Linked DNA regions of Mus musculus: region 1 is linked to region 2. A link is a loop called in an ENCODE intact Hi-C map of the cell type or tissue named here. Cell type or tissue: left cerebral cortex. All regions are shown on one strand. Each heading gives the region's core, and the rest is flanking DNA. Links, peaks and the distances in the headings are about the cores only.

Region 1 (2,818 bases), core at 237-2,736, 130 kb after region 2:
TGCGGAGGTCAAAGGACAACTTGCACAAGCCAGTTCTCTTTTCTGTAGTGAGGTTTGGGATCTGACTGAGGTCCTCAAGCTTGGCCCCAAGGACCTTGACCCTCAGAGCCACTCTTGCTGGCTGCCTTAGCAATGTTTTTAATTGCTTAGAGCCTGTGAAATAATTTGTTGTCATAGAGTTTTGGATGTCATCCTTGTCTTTTGTATGTTGTGTTTGCCGCCTGTAGAGTAGATTCAGTCTTCAGCATGAGAAATTCCAAGCACGTACTGTAAGCTTCCTGAGCCTTCTCAGTCCTTGAAATGAAATGAAAGATGGCTTGTGATATTTTTGCTATAAGCCTTTGTTTTAATGTATCATTCGCGATAAACACATAAAAAACAAAACAAAACAAACCTCTCCTGCATCTAAATCTGTGGTTTCAGAGCAAATAGGAATGACTTGGGGAATCTTGCAGGACATAATCAAGGGATGAGACTTTAAAACAGTTAATACACAGAATGTCATGGAGGCAAGTCTTTCTTTCTCTCTTCCTTTTATCCTTCCTTTTCCTTTCAGAAAACAAACCAAGACTTCTTTTCCACAACAACAAAACCCAATGAACTAGAAATTCATATGATCAAAGTATATCCTGTGCATATTTGAAAATATCAGAACAAAACTCATTATTTTGTACAATTAATGACCTTTTGAAAGTCAACACTGTCTCTTGTCTAATGAAACACACTACCAATTTGCAAGAATCAGGAAACATGGTTTCAGTTACTACCTCCCTTTGAGTGGTCCCTGTAATGACAAATTCTGTGCATTTATGAAGAAGTGCAATATGGTCTCCTTGTGATGACTTTTGTGTCACAGGAATTTCTGATTTTAATTATAAATGTCTAAAAAGCAGATGAAAAATTAGGTCTTTAAATGGAAGAATTTAGTCAAAGGTTTTTTTTGTTGTTTTGGTTTAACCTAATTTGACCTGGACAACTTTAGCTTAAAGATGCTGATATCAGGACCTTATAGTCAAAACCTGGAAGAGGCCATACCTGTGACATCACTTGACCAATAAAATGAGTTAAGATGAGCCAGTATTAGAACATAAGGAAGGGTTTGGAACACAAGGCATGGCATTTGTCTTTATGGAATGAAAATATTAATTTTATATATGTTTTTTATTACAAATGCTATACATCTCCCCTGGGTCTAGGATGCCCTTCCTATTTCTTAATTACCAGATCTCAGCCTCTGATGGAGGCAAGCTTTCCTCTGGTCCCATAAAGTGTGTACTTTAACCTTCACAGTTTTGGGAGAGGAGAAGGGGAGGGGAGCTGGGGTAGGAGGCTGGGGAGGAGGCGTTGATTCAGATGTTAGGGAACTGTGCTGATGCTGTTATTTAAGGCACTTATTTGCGTGTTTATACTTTGTGGTTCTATAAATAAGCCAGAGGGGGCTCCTGGTTGTCTAGATGTTTCTTGAATCCTGTGCCCTGTCTGTCTCATCCTATCCGACAGTAGAATTGATGCCCCTCTAATCCCTGGAAGTTTGGGGCTAATGAACTGACTGCTGAGCGGCCGCCACGGAGCTTGGTCCCAAACTATACTGTACTTCACACTCGATTTATTCTCCAGATGGCGAGACTGTGCCGCCCCGCCGCGAGGGACCACCCCTTCCACTGGAGTGTAAAAGTGGACGGATGTTGTTTTCTTCGCAGATCTCATCGTTCTGTGCTAGAAACTCGCGAGGATGATTAGTCATTAGCTTTAATGGGTGCCAATTGAACCAACCGCACGCAGATTTTTCCTCCCTTAATTTTGGAGGCTGCAGGTCTTGGGGATGGTTGATTTATCTGCTTTCCTACGTCAGCGGAGCACGTCTCCTCCCCAGGTGACAGGAATCCAGGCTCTGAAATCATAGCACGCCTTGGTTCCTGGCCCAGACACGGCCACATAATACTGTAGCTTATGGATAAGGACAGTTTTATTAGCCTCTGGTCCACTGCACCAAGTAGCCCGTGGCACGGAATATCGATCGGTCGCAGGAACTTTGGGAAGATTCTGGTCCCAAAGATTCTGGTCTGTGTCGTTTTGTTAGTGATATAGTCCCCCCTCAGCCTAATGAGAACAACCTTCCCCCAAAACATCCTTTCTTTCCCCACAAAGCTCATTCCTTTTTGTTTTCAGCAAGTTACTCTAAAGACCCCATTCAGAGTCTGCCAGGCACCTGCAGACCTCTTCTTAACCCACCTAAAGATGGAGATGGAGGGAGGAGTATCGCCAGAGAACAAGAGGATGCATGAAGGGTTGATGGAGATGATGCGAGAGATGGTAGGGAGAAGTCAGGCAAACAGAGTTCAGAACGTCTCTCTCCTCACAACTGGGTGGACCAAGCTAACAGAATACACAGCACTAATTGTTCTGAGGAGCTGTCTTTCTCTCAACCCAACAGATGGCATGGGTGTGTTTACTAGCACAATGACATATTTCACCATTAAAAAAAAAATTCCACACACTTGTTGGCTGGTGTAAATTTAGTAAGGTTGTTGGATATTTTGGGATACATACCAGAGGGATCCATTCTTCATTGATGTAAATTGTAGCAAGCAGCAACCTGTTAACAAGAGTTTGGGGTGTCAATATACCTCAGACCCAAGTCTCCATTTTTGGAAAGGTATAGGGTGATGCCAGGAGAGAGCTCCCTGTTCATTCTGTGCCAACAAAACAAAACAAAAATCAAAACAAGACAAAAACAAACAAAAACAAAAACCAGGAAAAGAAAGAATACAATGTTGAGTTCTCAGTGCTCATTATTATAACTGGTTAACGACTAACC
Region 2 (2,818 bases), core at 245-2,744:
GACACAGGTTCCAGGTCAATCTGCTCTACTTAGTGAGTTCCAGGCTAGCCAACGGTACATAGTGAGACCTTGTTTTTCCATAGGCTTTGATCTGTTCTGAGCAGAGCACTGAGCACTTAATATGCTGATATTGAACACGTAGCAGCCTGGGTTGCAGCAACATGCACCTTATGGAAGGACCCCATGGCAGTCCTCCTCAGGAAGCTGAGCCTGCCCACAGGGAGCTCCCTCCGGAGGAACGGAAAGGCCACCTGCTGTCTTCTGCAGCAGGATCAGGGTGTGATGATAATTAGAACAATTAGAACGATTGGACTCTGCACGTGTACCGGTTTCAGTCTACAAAGTATAAAATAGGACAGGTTATGGGAGGCAAATTGTTTCCACACTAAACGTTATCTTGATGGGGCCAAGGGGGATGGATGGCCAAGGGAATGGCCTCCTCCTTGCTGTGTAGGCAGGAGGCTCAGTTCTTGATCAGCAACATTCATGTACAGGAAAGGCACAGCTTGTACACTGTGACCCAGCACTGAGGAGGTGGAGACAGAAGATTCTTGGGACTTGCTAGCCAGCCAGGTTCACTTAGAGACTCTGCTTCAAAAAATAAGGTTGGAGCTGGGCATGGTTTTTATCTCAGCATTCAGGAGGCAGAGGCAGGGAGATCTGTGTGAGTTCAAGGTCAGCCTTGTCTACATATTGAGACCCAAGACAGTCAGGGCTACTTAGTAAGGCCCTACTTTAGGGGGAAAACAGGTTGAAAGTGATTGAGAAAGATACCTGACCTCTAGTGTGCACACAAGAGTGCACACACACATATAGTGTGCATATACACAGATAGCATATAGCATATATACAGCACAACACACACACAGATACACATGCTCACATAGCATGCACACACAGTGCACACAGACATACACATACACATATACAGTGTATAACACATACACGTACATTGCTTACACGTATGCACACACATACACAGCACATACAATGCACACACATACATATATACACAGCACAGAACACATATACAAACACACAACATACAGACACATAGCATACAGTCTTGATGAAGTAATATAATTCGTGTATTTGATATTATTTTAAAAGTTACTACTTTGTTTTTTACTACATTAAGTATTCCTATAGTTATAATAAATATTTTATTAGATTTTTTTTACTGGTTTATTCATTCTAATTATTTAATTTCCTCTAAAAACTAAAAATTTGGGCTGGAGAGATGGCTCAGTGGTTAAAAGCATTGGCTATCTTCCAGAGGTCCTGAGTTCAATTCCCAGCAACCACATGGCGGCTCACAACCATCTGTAATGGGATCTGGTGCCCTCTTCTGGTGTGTCTAAAGACATCTACAGTGTACTCATATTCATAAAAAAATCTAAAATCTTCATAATATTCCTATTAGTGAATAGTCTTATCTGAAACAACAGGAGCAGATAGAAATATGAAATCATAGGTGTTTGTTTATAGATGTAGATATAAGAGTTCTATAGTCAAATTGAAATAAGCTTGTACCCACTGCTTATTAATAAAAATATGAGCAAAAATAAACCTTCACCATTGATATCTTCTTCACTTCTTGTATTTACAAATTGGATCTAGCAAGAGAGAGCAGAGCTAGAGCCGTGCTGTGTGTTGCTTCTGTCTAAACCTCCTCTGAATGAATGAATATAGGCAGGGACCCCAGCCTGGATCTGTGGTATATTTGCTGGTGACCTGGCCAGGTCCACAGGGCTGAGTACAGAAAACAAGCAAGCACAAACACACAGTATGGCTGGGTAAGACATTAACACAGCTGAAGAGGGCAGACATTAGAGCCACCAGGTTTGTAGGGCTGGAGAAGGTGGACGAAGGGGCAGGCAGGAGGAGCCTCAACAGGTGTCCTCAGATGCTGGCCCTGTGCTCTGCCACTGAGCCACATCCAGGCAGAAGGGCTAAATGAATGGGGAGTGATCTTCGTTGAGGGTTTGAATCTGAAATCTTGTCTCTCAAAGGCTTGGTGGTCACCCATAGGACCATAGGAAGTGATTGGAGCATGAGGGCTCTAACTTCCTCAAAGGACGAGCTCGTTTGTAGGTCGATTATCTCTTGATTAAAGGGGGTGAAAAGGGGACCGGGAAGATGGTTTATCAGGTAAAGCTACTTGCCTTTAAGCCTAATTTAATGTCTTGAAGTCAATCCCTGGAGCCCACAGGGTAGAGGAAAAGTGCTGACCCCTGGCTTTCACACATGCACTGTGACATGTACAGTGCACACACAAAGTACACAGTGTGTGTGTGTGTGTGTGTGTGTGTGTGTGTGTGTGAGAGAGAGAGAGAGAGAGAGAGAGAGAGAGAGAGAGAGAGAGAGAAGTGAAAGGTATACTTTGTTGCTAGCCTCTTCCATACTTTTTGCTCTCTGCTGTGAGGTGAGCCTCTTTGCTTTACCACACACACGCCCCTTTCAGTTGGATTCTGCACACCATGCATGTGCTCAGAAGAAATGGAGCCAAAGCCTCTGGACTGAAACCTGGGACTGTGAGTCAAAACAAATGCTATTTTAAATTATTTTCTCGGGCTGGAGAGATGGCTCAGTGGTTAAGAGCACTGACTGCTCTTCCAGAGGTCCTGAGTTCAATTCCCAGCAACCACATGGTGGCTCACAACCATCTGTAATGGGATCTGATGCCCTCTTCTGGTGTGTATGGATTCAGCTACAATGTACTCATTCATATATAAAATAAATAATTCTTTAAAAAAAATTATTTTCTCAGAAGCTGGGCAATGGTGGCTCACGCCTTTCATCCCAGTACTTGGGAGGC

The links. Peaks named below come from ENCODE experiments on the same cell type or tissue, not always from the same donor. Only the 100,000 strongest peaks of a DNase experiment are listed, where the experiment ranks them.
Region 1: it touches region 2 in a loop (2.4-fold over the local background); 1 of 42 quality-filtered maps calls a loop at or near these places.

The regions. Positions count from the first base shown.
Region 1 is chr14:122,365,762-122,368,579 of GRCm38, forward strand. All of the region lies in intron 2 of Clybl (citrate lyase beta like), which reads left to right. It overlaps Gm5089 (predicted gene 5089), which reads right to left. Exons shown (of 4, transcript NR_033326.1): 3 at 2,551-2,596; 4 at 1-294. Among named protein-coding and RNA genes, the nearest start is that of Gm25464, 21 kb to the right of the region's middle. In left cerebral cortex, for the core only: no CTCF peak of the experiment used is centred there; no DNase peak of the experiment used is centred there.
Region 2 is chr14:122,234,480-122,237,297 of GRCm38, forward strand. The region is part of intron 1 of Clybl (citrate lyase beta like); the gene reads left to right. Among named protein-coding and RNA genes, the nearest start is that of 1700108J01Rik, 2.3 kb to the left of the region's middle. In left cerebral cortex, for the core only: a CTCF peak has its summit at 1,397 (motif pointing left); no DNase peak of the experiment used is centred there.